2 separate regions of the Homo sapiens genome follow, and region 2 is linked to region 1. Evidence: chromatin contacts called from ENCODE Hi-C or POLR2A ChIA-PET data. All regions are on one chromosome and are shown on one strand. The core of a region is the stretch at or near the end of the contact, and the rest is flanking DNA. Distances in the headings are between cores, read along the strand shown. Region 1 overlaps SSH1 (slingshot protein phosphatase 1). Region 2 holds the start of DAO (D-amino acid oxidase).

Region 1 (6,417 bases), core at 3,372-5,871:
ATAATGTCTGCCTCCAGTGGAAAATGCAGAAGTTTGAAGTGGGGCCTGGGTGGGGTAGCTTATGCCTGTAATCCCAGCACTTTGGGAGGCTGAGGCGTGCAGATCACTTGAGGTCAGGAGTTCGAGACCAGCCTGGCCAACATGGTGAAACTCCATCTCTACTATAAATACAAAAATTAGCCGGGTCTGGTGATGGGCACCTGTAATCCCAGCTACTTAGGAGGCTGAAGCAGAAGAATCTGTTGAATCCAGGAGGCGGAGGTTGCAGTGAGCTGAGATCGTACCACTGCACTCCAGCCTGGGTGACAGTGCGAGACTCTGTATAGAAGAAGAAGTTGTTTGAAGAGGAAACGTGATGCTCTGTCCTTTTTCTCTAATGATTAACTCTTAGCAAATGCCTTACTTCCAGCCACAGCTGTCGTTTCTAGGCACCCCAACCTGCCGAGTAACATTGGCTTGAATGAAATAACATTTTTCTCTAGGCTTGCCTGTATTTTTCACATTTTGTATTTGGAAACCTATACTGTATGTATTTCAGGAAATAAGAGCAACTTTTAACAACATGACAGTAAGCTCCATGTCACCCATCCACGTCGCACAGTATTCAGAGTGGTGTAAGAGAAATTCAGACTTGAAGTTTTTGTGGTGATTCTCCTGTGGTGTAGGTAGACAAATTTTAACTTCTCAATCTTTTTCCAAGCCCTCAAAGTCAGCCTTTCAGAGGTTTTTTTTCCTAGAGAGTAGGTAAGAGACCTTTTAAAGCTTTCTTTATTGGTCCAACAGGTGATCTGCCTCAACATCTTCAGGTGATGATCAACCTTCTGCGTTGCGAAGACAGAATCAAGCTGGTAAGAAGCAGTGAGAATGTCAAGTTAAAAAATTTTTTTTTAATTTTTGTGAGATGAGGGTCTTGCTCTGTTGCCCAGGCTGGAGTGCAGTGGCATGATCTTAGCTCACTACAGCCTCAAACTCCTGGGTTCAAGCAATCTTCCCACCTCAGCCTCCTGGATAGCTGGGACTACAAGTGTGTACCACCCTGCCTTATTTTTAAAAAAATTTTGTGGATATGGGGTCTTGCTATTTTGCCCAGGCTGGTCTTGAACTCCTGGCCTCAAATGATTCTCCTGCCTCTGCCTCCCAAAGTCCTGGAGTTATAGGTGTAAGCCACCGTGCCCAGCCAGCAAGTTTTAATTTTTAATTGTGAAACCTGGTGGGGAACCATTCGTGAATGATAAGGGGAAAAGCTTTTAGGTTACAACAAATTCTCAAATTGTGCACTAAAGCCAAAGCCAGGTTGACTCCTCAGTTCCCCAGAGGGGCGGGAGGAGGGATGAAACAGGTCTCCACGGCAGTTAAATAAGCTAAATACGAACTTTCTTTGGATTTCATGTGTTCACTGATTTCTTGCATTTTGGGTGATTCCTCTGAGCCAGGCGGCGTCCCTGGTGCTACAGAGAGAAACGAGGCCTGGTTCCTGCTGTCAAGAACTTCCGCTTTGTGTTTTGTTGTGTTGTTGTTGTTTGAGACAGAATCTCACTCTGTCGCTCTGGCTGGCATGTGGTGGCATGATCTCAGCTCACTGCAACCTCCGCTTCCCGGGTTCAAGAGATTCTCGTGCCTCAGTCCCCTGAGTAGCTGGGATTACAGGCGCACGCCACCATGCCCAGCTAATTTTTGTATTTTTAGTAAGAGATGGGGTTTTGCCATGTTGGCCAGGCTGGTCTCGAACTCCTGACCTCAAGTGATCTGCCTACCTTGGCCTCCCAAAGTGCTGGGATTACAGGCCTGAACCACCATGCCCAGCCAAGAATTTTCTCTTCATTTTTAACTCCCAGAGGGAAAGGTAGAACACTGAAAGTGTTGATCTTGCATTGGAGATGGGAGGGAGGCACCACCTCCAAAGGCAGGTTAGTGAGAGCATGTCTGCCCTGTTCCAGGCAGTGCGCCTGGAGAGCGCCTGGGCGGACCGGGTCCGGTACATGGTGGTGGTGTACAGCAGCGGGCGCCAGGACACCGAGGAGAATATCTTGCTGGGAGTGGACTTTTCCAGTAAGGAAAGGTGAGTCTGATGGGCTAGGTGTTCCCTTCTGTGAGGGAGGCAAGAGTTGCTGCTGGACAAAGCATTCCATGGTCCCATATCCATCAGAGGTGGGAGAGGGCTGCGTCCTGATGGAGAGCCTGGGGAGTCGAGCCACTGGGAACACTAGGGTGTGCCATTTCAGCTCTCTGTGCCAGGCACCGTGCCAGCTCCAGGCTGTGCTCTCAGAACTCAGTCAATTGAGAGGACAGAAAGTTATGCTGTTTGCTTAGAGAGGTTTTACACCAGCTGCTATAGAGTGGGGCACCTTAGCCAGAAATGCTTCCTGAAGGAGGTGACAACAACGCCGAACCCAGAAGGCCAAACCAGAGTCTGCCAAGGGAAGCAGGGAGACCCTCTCAGGCAGAGGGGCCCGGGGAGAAGTATGGAGATTGGTGGGCCTCGCCTCAGACACCTCACCCCACAGTGATACTCCACTGATTCCCAAGTACTTCATGGCAGGTCCTAGTCAGAGGCTTGAAGTGTAGCTTGTAATTTCCCACTAACTGGAGGCCAAGTAAGTTAGAGCATTGACCCCAAGATGCGTGTGAAATGAGGGTGGAGTCACTCCCCTGACATCACAAGATAAATGAATGCCTGTGAGATCATTGCAAAACCTGGATTTGTTAAAACTAGATTAGATTCCCTTTATTCATCATTCATTCATCGACTCATTCATTAAGCATATGATTTATTTGCATTCTCCTGTGTATGAGGCAATGGGCTAGGCCCAGGTAAACAAAGAAGCAACAGTACACACAGTTCTTGGCCTCAGAGAGCTTCTAAGTGAGCATGGAAGACAGTCACAACCAGATAGGAGGGAGAGAGTGACCGAGAGGTGCTGGGGTTTTGTGAGACCACAGGAGGGGGTGACTGTTGAGAGCACCTGGCAGGACCTTTCTGGCAGGAGTGAAGCCTAAGCCGACTCTTAACGGGCAAGTGGGCAGTCAGGCGAGCTCTAGGGTGGAGGCGGAGCAGCAAGGTGCATTTGAGGAGCATTTGAGGCAGAATCAACAGCAGAAACCAGTCAGGGAGGCCGTGAGTGTCACGGTAACAGTATGGTCTTGTCTTGTTCCCATGAGAGCTTCTGTAAGTCACATGCTAGCGACTGAGACTTTGATGCTTGTTAGAAGGAGATGAATAAAAAAGGGAGGACATTTCTTTTATGACATGGCCCCCACCCCCGCAGTACATAATAAATAGCACTATGAGAAAGTTTCCTGTGACACATGTAGAAGATGGAGTTGGGGCTGGCCTCTGTGGCCTTGGGGTGGTTGGGAACCTGGGGCTAGAAGAACCTGTAGCATAGGAGGTGTTCGGATGTGAGCTCTGAAGAGCCACTTGGAGACTGGAGGGCATGGTCCATTAGGATGGGGTGCCACCAGGCAGGTGCTCTCAGAAATGCCCAGAGCCCCATCTATTTGGCCATTATCTGTACGGTTCTGAGGCATAGCGGTGTTTAGTGTTTGACCGTCTTGCGGTTGTAATTGTTCTTCCAGTGACTGTCTAGCTTTTCTGAATCTTTCTGAGGCAGGGACTTCCCTCGCAAGTGTGGCCTGTTCCAATAATGCTTTCTGATCCCGAACGGAAATCGGCCTCCCATGGCCTGTGCCCAATGTCTTGATCCTAACCGTGGGAGCAGTGTGGAAGCCCAGTCCTCCTGACTGTAGAGTACAGCACACCTACAAAATGCCTCTGTGAACATCTCATTTAACCCCTTCATCCCCCTGGGGTGGGTAGTGCTACCTCAGATTTTACACATGACAGTCAGAAGCTCACGAGGCTGCAGTGATTACCCCAGGGTCATCCCGGTTAGTGGCCGGGCTGGGACTTGGAGGCAGGGCTTTTCCTGTCGACCTGCTGAATGAGTAGATGCCACTCATTCTTTCCCAGCAGGCTGCAGCTCTCTTCCTGTACACCACCTTGCTCATTCATTCACTCCTAGGTTTATCATGTATGGACTTGCTAGCTCTTTCCCTGTGCCGGGCGCCCCGCCAGGTGCTGGGGCCACATCAGGGAGCACGGCAGACACACCTACAGTCTCACAGAGCTCACAGGCCAGCAGTCACGGGCATGCCTTAGATGCCCACATGCGCATCCCACTCCGCTGCTGCCTGGCTGGAGGAGACTGGCCCGTGCGCTCGTCCGCACCGCCCCCATGGCGCTCTTCCTTCCCACCCTCTCCTCCCTTTGCCTCCCCTCGGCACCCCGACTTCAGTTCTCCCAGGTCCCTCTCCCTGTGGTTCCCTCGCCTCTCCTGCATGCTCTTCCCTCAAGTTCGAGTCTCTGCACCCTCTGAGCAGGAGCCACGGCCCACCTGTGGGCACCGACCCCAAGGCCAGGGCAGGTCTCTGAGGTTGGAGAGGGCGGTTGAGAGGCCACCCAAGATGAGCAGGGGCCTGATGGGAACCGGAACTAAGCAGTCTTTCCTGTCGCTGGGCCTGACACAGCTGCCTTCTGTGCCCAGGGAATCCCGGGGGCTGGGAACTGGGCCTTCTCCTGCAGCTCCCACATTGCCCGGGCACCAGGCTGTTGTCTTCCTTCCTGGCTTGAAAAAAAGTCCAGGTCCCCGCCAGAAGCCTTTGGCCTGCTGAGGGAGCAATGTACTTGTTTTTTCTAAATTCCTTCCTTGGGATTTTATTTTTTTATTCCCCCTGCCAAAAAAAAAAAGGAAGAGACAAGCATTACCCCCAAAGGGCATCTTCATAAGAGTCCAACGCTTCTCCAGAAGGCAGCATTGGAATGGCGGCTCCTGCAGCAGGCTTGCGCACTCTCAAAGTTTTTGTTTTTGTTTTTAAGATGGGGTCTCACTCTATCACCCAGGCTGGAGTGTAGTGGCACGATCTTGGCTCACTGCAACCTCTGCCTCCCGCGTTCAAGCGATTCTCCTGCCTCAGTCTCCTGAGTAGCTGGGATTACAGGCATGCACCACCATGCCTGGAAAGTTTTTGTATTTTTAGTAGAGACAGGGTTTCACCATGTTAGCCAGGCTGGTCTCGAACTACTGACCTCAAGTGATCCACCCTCCTCGGCCTCCCATAGTGCTGGGATTACAGGCGTGAGCCACTGTACCCGGCCTCACTCAGAGTCTTATATCTGCATACGCATCCTGGGAAGACCAGAGCAGCCATGCCACCTTAGGGTTCAATCGTGGATTCTATTCTCTTCTCTTCTTTCTTTTCCTGTTTTCCCTATCCCCTTCCCCTTCGCTTCCCTTCCCTTTCACCTTCCCTTCCCCTTCCCTTCCCTTCCCCTCCCCTCCCCTCCCCTCCCCTTCCCTTTCCTTCCTTTTTTTTTTTTTTTTTTAATTTGGAGACAGGATCTCGCTCTGTCACCCAGGCTGGAGTGGTGAAATCAAGGCTCATTGCAGCCTCAACCTCCCAGAATCAATCATTTCTCCTACCTCAGCCCCCTGAGTAGCCGAGGCCACAGGCACATGCCACCATTCCCAGCTAATTTTTTTTTATATATAATTTTTAAAAAAATCACTATTGCCCAGGCTGGTCTCAAACTCCTGGGCTCAAGCAGTCCTCTTGTCTCCACCTCCCAAAGTGCTGGGATTACAGGTATGAGCCACCACACCCGAGCAGGATTATGTTTTCGATTCGGATTGGGAACATTTTGAATGCCATGAGTGTACACCACCATCCACACATCAGTGTTTTGCCATTGGTGAAGGACTCCACGATGGGGTCTTGGAACAGGCTGGTCTCCTGCCTGGACCTCCAGACCCATCTGGCTTCTCTGTTCCCGCCATACAGGCCCTAGGAACTTGGAGCCTGCTTTCTTCTTCTGCAATTGCTCCCACCCACTTTATCCTTTGGGGTCACTCTTCCTCTAAAAAGATTCAGCTTCCCTTACTATGTATCCCTTTCCTGCTTCCCATGTATGCTCCCCAGGTGGAGACAAGAGGACTGCTTGAGCCCAGGAGTTTAAGACCAGCCTGGGCAATATAGTGGGGCCTTATCTGTACAAAAAAGTTTTTTTTAAAAAGCTGGGCATAGTGGCATGTGCCTGTGGTCCTAGCTACTCAGGAGGCTGAGGTGGGAGGATTGATTAGGCCCTGGAGGTCGAGGCTGCAGTGAGCTGTGATTACACCACTGTATTCCAGCCTGGGCAACGGAGCAAGACTCTGGCTCAAAAAAAAAAAAAAAAGAAAAGAAAAATATGCTTCCCATGGGTCTTCCTTCCTTGTAGAAATCTTATTGTTAATCATTGTAGGACTGCTGGAAACTCACAAAAGTAACAGCTAGGGGATGATAGGAGATGCGTGCAGTTGTTGCAGTCCTGTATGGTCCCTGTTCCATGCTCCTGGCTCTAGTTGAAGGCCGTGAGCAGAA
Region 2 (6,229 bases), core at 1,006-3,505, 66 kb before region 1:
GAGACAAGGTTTCACCATGTTGGCCAGGCTGGTCTCAAACTTCTGACCTCAGGTGATTTGCTGGCCTCAGACTCTCAAAGTGCTAGGATTACAGGCGTGAGCCACCATGCCCGACCTCATCTATAAACTTTTATGAGAGCTGACAAAGCTCCTTGCCTTATTGTCTCCTCACTGGAATATCAGCTCCTGGACACCCAGGTGGTGAGAGGCAGAGCCCAGGCCAGCCTGACTCATAAGCCTAGGTGCTTAAATGCCATGCTTGCCAGTAAATCACATGGTTTGAAAAATCTGAGAATCAAGCCGGTAAATAGGAACAGCTGAAGCTTCAGAGTCCTGCATTTCAAACATAAAATATAATATAAAATAAGATAAAATAAAATAAAATAAAATGCCTGTAGGAATTTTTAGAGTGTTGGTAGGAATAGAATGGAAAATCAAAAAGGCCGGGCACAGTGGCTCACGTCTTTAATTCCAGCACTTTGGGAGGTCGAGGCTGGCAGATCACTTGAGGTCGGGAGTTCAAGACCAGCCTGGCCAATATGGTGAAACCCTGTCTCTACAAAAATACAAAAAAATTAGCTTGGCATGGTGGTGCACGCCTGAAATTCCAGCTACTCGGGAGGCCGAGGCAGGAGAATCCCTTGAACCTGGGAGGTGGAGATTGCAGTGGGCAGAAATCATGCCATTGCACTCCAGCCCAGGTGACAAGAGTGAAACTCTGTCAAAAAAAAAAAAAAAAAAAAAATTTAAAAGGAAAAAAGTGTGAGTCCTAAGTCAATTATCTTTTTTTAAAAAAATTCAAGATATGAGTCAAAGTTGACACTGATTATAGCAACGTGTGTGTGTGTGTGTGTGTGTGTGTGTGTGTGTGTTTTAAAATACAAAATAAATGCATGAGGTCCTCATGACAAGCCAGAGACAGATTGTCAGATGTGGCAGATCCAGCCTTAGGTAAAATCATTCATGCGTGTAGGTAATGAGCTTTTGGACTTAAACGCACCCAGCTCAGTTATTCGGTTGGACATTTTCGTGTTGTTGCTGATGTTTTTATTAGTGTTGCCGTTCTCCTCTGTTTTACATCATTACTTCAACCCAGCAAGCTTGGAGTATGTATCCCAGAAGATGCAAACAGCTGGGATTATTATATTTGTGTGTGTGTGTGTGTGTGTGTGTGTGTGTGTGTGATTAGAATGTCTGTGTAAGTGTGGAGCAGGAAGGGAACCAATGTATTTTGGTCTCTGCCACTTGCCAGACACCTGTAGATGCAGTACCGACATAATCCTCTCAATCCTCTCAACTGCTCTAGGAAGTAGGGAAGGTTACCGCCCTCATTCTGGAGGCTGGGACTGAGGTTTAGGGAGGAGAAGTCACCCACCCAAGGTTACGCAGTCAGTATGGGACAGCATTCGGACCTAGACCCAGTTCTATCGGCGCTTTCTGCACTGCTCCAAAAAAATATTTAGGCAGTTGGCATGCAGTTGCCACTTGATGCTTTCTGCTTGTCTTTCAGTCTTGCATTTATCTGCCTAGGACCTCCCTTGTCCCCTAGAAGGCAATCTGAGACAGCTGATGCCTTTGATTGCTATGTGCCCATAGCAAAGAATATGAAAGACTTCTTTTTAAAAAAAAAAATCAGTAAGCCAGAGATGAGGCATTTGAATGAACATAATTAGTTCTCCCTGGTTGCACCACACGGCTACTTCTCATGAAGTTATTTGCAGAGTTTATCCTTGAAATGGAACAGAAGCTATAAAAGTTTGAGAACCAGCCTACCAACTCCCCCACCAAAAATAATAATAACTACCATTTGAGTACTTGCTATGTGCCTAGATCTGCTCTAAGCACTTTACATGCACCACCTCTTTTAACACTCAGACTCACGCTGTAAGAGGGGAGTTATGATCCCCATGTTCCAGGTGAAGAAACTGAGGCTTGGGGAGGGAAAAATCACTTACCTATGGTCTCTCTGCTGGATGTTTGAGAGGCTGGATCTCTCCTTTCCTGTCACCTGCCTTAGGCTGTAATGTTGAGCCCTGTCTTTGACATTGGGAGGACATGAAATCCTTTGCCTCTCCCCTCTCCCAACCCCTGTCCCCAGCTCAAAGGTGCATCTGCCACTCACCGGAAGTACCAAACTGCTGGAGAGACCAGACAACTGCAGTGCGGGGACACAGGATGCTATTTCCTGAGGGGAAGCTCCTGATTCTGGAGCGTCTTGTTTCCAGCCCTCTGTCCGCCAGCCCGGACTGGAGTGCAGGGTCAAAGTCTGGAGCTATGGACAGGGCACGGCTTGAGGGGTGGGGCTCGGCACTGCACTGCCCACAGAGACTGGACCCAGGCCCGGCCGGGAGACCTCGCTCCCAGTCCCTGAAAAGTTGCCTGACTTTTCTGGCTGATCTCAAGCCCCTGTGGACAGGCCTTGGGGGAAGGAGGGAGGGCAGGCATTCTTGGAGGGTTGATGAGCACAAGAAGGTCTGTCTCTCTGGCCAGCTGGAGAGGATCCCCTTTCTTCCTTCTTCCTGCTGCCACCCTGGGGGAGGGTCAGGACGTTCCATGGGGCACTGTAGGCCTGGCCTGCGGTGGGGGTGGTCAGCCTGGCAGCCCCTGAGGGGAAAGGAGAGGCACAGGACAGGGGCTCCCTGGGCCAGCCCGATGCCATTCCAGGACGCTGGGGAGATGAGGCCAAGGAGAGACTGGAGGTGACGCCTGTGTGGGCCATGAGGATGCGTGGCTCTTTGCTCCCGTATCCCAGAGACGCAAGCAGCAGGACTCCAGGCCCTTCCTCTGCCAGGGATAAACATGGAGCTGTGATTTTTAGAGCCCAGAGATCTGCAGGCACCTCACTGTACAGATGGGAAGACTGAGGCCTGAGAGAGAGGGACCAACCAGCCCTGAGGGAGGCATTCTTTGGGTCAGCTTTAGCAATCCAGCCTCTAACACCTGCCTTTAGTATCATCAAATAAAAAGACGAAGATGAAATAAGAAAATGCATGCAAAATACTCACTGCATAGTATTTTTTCCTTTTTTAAAAGAGGGTCGGCTGGGCACAGTGCCTCACACCTGTAATTCTGACACTTTGGGAGGCCATGGTGGGTGGATCACCTGAGGTCAGGAGTTCGAGACCAGCCTGGCCAACATGGCGAAACCCCGTCTCTACTAAAATTACAAAAAATCAGCCAGGAGTGGTGGGGTGTGCCTGTAATCCTGGCTACACAGGAGGCTGAGGCAGGAGAATTGCTTGAACCTGGTGGGTGGAGGTAGCAGTGAGCCAAGATGGCACCACTGCACACTCCAGCCTGGGCTACAGAGCGATACTCTGTCTAAAAAAAAAAAAGAAAACAAAAAAAAAGAAAAAGAAAAGATAACAGACAGGGTCAGGCCAGGCGCAGTGGCTCTTGCCTGTAATCGCAGCACTTTGGGAGGCCGAGGTGGATGGATCACTTGAGGTTAGGCGTTTGAGACCAGCCTGGCTAACATGTTGGTGAAACCCTATCTCTACTAAAAATACAAAAATTAGCCGGCCGTGGTGGCACATGTCCGTAATCTCAGCTACTCGGGAGGCTGAGGCAAGAGAATCACTTGAACTGGGAGGCGGAGCTTGCAGTGAACCAAGATCAAGCCACTGCACTCTAGCCTGGGTGACAGAGTGAGACCCAGTCTCAAAAAACAAAAAAAAAAAAAAAAAAAAGAGAGAGAGAGAGAGAGAGGATCTCACTCTGTCACCCAGGCCAGAGTGCAGTGGCGCCTTGAACTCCTGCGCTCAAGCAATCCTTCTGCTTCAGCCTAGCCAGGACTACAGATGCATGCCATAACACCCAGCCAAATTACTTACTTTTTGTAAAGACAGGGTCTTGCTATTTTGCCCAAGCTGGTCTCAAACTCCTGGCCTCAAGCAATCATCCCACCCCGACCTCCCAAAGGGTTGGGATTACAGGCATAAGCCACCACGCTATGACATATTTTTTTTTCTTCAATAATAAAAAATGGATAGGGTGAAACCCACTTTTTACTTTATATCTAACTAGTTTGAATTTTAATACAATAGTCATGTATCACTTATATAACATATGGCCCTTATAAAGTTCCCTGTGTGTTTAATTCATCATGGGAGCACTTGAACATTCATAAAAGTTAGTCCAATATCTTCATGCTCCCCACTGCCATCACAGCAATAATTTACGTTTTGTAAATTGCGGTGTACCAATTCTAAATACCTGGATTTTCTTTTTTTCTTTTTTATTTTTTTCTGAGACAGAGTCTCACTCTGTCGCCCAGGCTGGAGTGCAGTGGTGCCATCTCAACTCACTGCAACATCTGCCTCCCAGATTCAAGCAATTCTCCTGCCTCAGACTCCCGAGTGGCTGGGTTTACAGGCACATACCACCTCACCTGGCTCATTGTTTTTCTATTTTTAGTAGAGACAGGGTTTCACCATGTTGGCCAGGCTGGTCTTGAACTCCTGACCTCAGGTGATCTGCCCACCTTGGCCTCCCAAAGTGGTGGGATTATAGGCGTGAGCCACCGCACCCTGCCTTACCCAGATTTTCTCTTTGAATCTCGAAACAGCCCTGTAAGGCAGGTGCTGTTATTATCATCCCCACTTCAGAGTTGAAATTCAGAAACTTGCTCCAGCATCCACTGAAGTTAAAGATGGCTATCCTAATATCTATCATGCCCACGCCTATATATATACCCAAGATAAATGAAAACACACATCAATCAAAAGGCTTCTGTAAGAATGTTCATAGCCCCTGTTAACTAAAAAAAAAAAAAAAAAAAAAATCACAAATGTGTAAATTCAGAGAGGAGAAGAAATCTTATTTCTTATAAGGGGTTATAGCCCACAAGGTGACCAGTCCATGGCCTGGGAAGTATGCCTCCTACCAAGAACAGAGACGGGCACTTTGAAGGAGGAGGGGTTGGGTTAGGAGCTTTGTGCTGAAGGGGTTGGCTGAATGATATATCCAGCAGGTTACAGGAGAAGCTATGAATATTTATGAAGGTGGCCCCAACACATGTGTATGAACAAATGTGCATGTAACATACAACCCATGTTCACTTTGGGGTGGAGACTTAACATTTAAATGTATTACAATTAGGCCAGCCATGGTGGCTCATGCCTATAATACTAGCACTTTTGGAGTCCAAGGTGGGTGGATCGCTTGAGCCCAGGAGTTTGAGACCAGCTTGGGCAACATGGCGAAACCCCTGTCTCTACAAAAAATACAAAAAGTAGCCGGGCGCAGTTGCGTGCACCTGTAGTCCCAGCTACTTGGGAGGCTGAGGTGGGAGGATTGCTTGAGCCCAGGAGGCAGAGGTTGCAGTGAGTTGTGATCGTGCCACTGCACTCCAGCCTGGGCAACAGAGTAAGACCCTATCTCAATCAATCAATTGATCAATCAATCAATCAATGTATTACAATTAGAACCTACACATCAAAATGTCTTTTCAGGAAATGCAGGCACATGAGGTTGCGGTTTCGTAACCCCACCAGAAGCAGTCCATAGTCAGTGATCTTTTTATTAGGAGAAAGTTACCAAACTCAGTCTCTTGTTCAATCAAAGCTGTAGTTGTTGTTATGACTGGAGGAACAGGGTGTCAGTTGGGTGTCTGTGTGCTAGATGAGTTGTAACTGTTTTAATATTGCTTCTTCTGAGGCCAGTGCTTGTTTCGCTGCTAGAGAAAAAGAAAAATCTTGTAACATAATTAGAACATAGTTTATTCCTTAAGAGTAGGGGCACCTGACTTAACCCTTGCCTGACATGGCCTTAGGCTGTGTTTATAATTTGGTATCTTATTGCCACAAAAAGTCTGTTCTGTCAGTCTTATAATCTCTCTCTCTTTTTTTTTTTTTTTTGAGACAGAGTCTCACTCTATTACCCATGCTGGAGTGCAGTGGAAAGATCATGACTCACTGCAGCCTCTGCTTCCTGGGCTCAAGCGATCCTCTCACCTCAGCCTCCCCAGTAGCTGGGACCACAGACACGCACCACCGTGCCTGGCTAATTATTTTATTTTATTTTATTTTATTTTGTAGAGACAGAGTTTCACCATGTTGCCCAGGCTGGTCTCGAACTTCTGGCCTCAAGTGATCTGCCTTCCTCAGTCTCCCAGGGGACTGGGATTACAGGTGTGAGTCACCATACTCAGCCCTCTATTTTAGCATTGATGCTGATCTTTTCTTGTATCTAAACCACAAAAGGAAGGAAGGGAGTGTAATGTGGTGTG

The links. A loop is a pair of places that touch in the nucleus more often than their neighbours do. ChIA-PET counts read pairs that join two places held with the same protein, here RNA polymerase II (POLR2A). Pooled maps may share reads with other maps.
Region 2: a loop to region 1 is called in a pooled map of psoas muscle, with 5 times the contacts of the local background. The contact joins the promoter of DAO here to the enhancer-like site in region 1. A Hi-C loop is called at or near these places in 1 of 37 single-sample maps with no recorded cell type and 9 of 50 pooled maps. POLR2A ChIA-PET finds 5 or more read pairs at or near these places in 5 of 52 experiments (H1, HEK293, OCI-LY7 and 2 more).

Annotation. Positions count from the first base shown.
Region 1 is chr12:108,812,680-108,819,096 of GRCh38, reverse strand. SSH1 (slingshot protein phosphatase 1) reads left to right here. Exons shown (of 15, transcript NM_018984.4): 4 at 784-848; 5 at 1,938-2,059. It overlaps LOC101929204 (a long non-coding RNA gene), which reads right to left. Exons shown (of 4, transcript XR_945329.3): 4 at 2,752-4,731. Among named protein-coding and RNA genes, the nearest start is that of MIR619, 21 kb to the left of the region's middle. RefSeq lists an enhancer at 4,303-4,906. Within about 2 kb of position 4,621, at least 3 of the 41 ENCODE cell types and tissues checked have a DNase peak (open chromatin) inside an H3K27ac peak, as active enhancers do.
Region 2 is chr12:108,876,118-108,882,346 of GRCh38, reverse strand. DAO (D-amino acid oxidase) reads right to left here and starts at 2,255. Exons shown (of 11, transcript NM_001917.5): 1 at 2,123-2,255. RefSeq lists an enhancer at 1,878-2,495.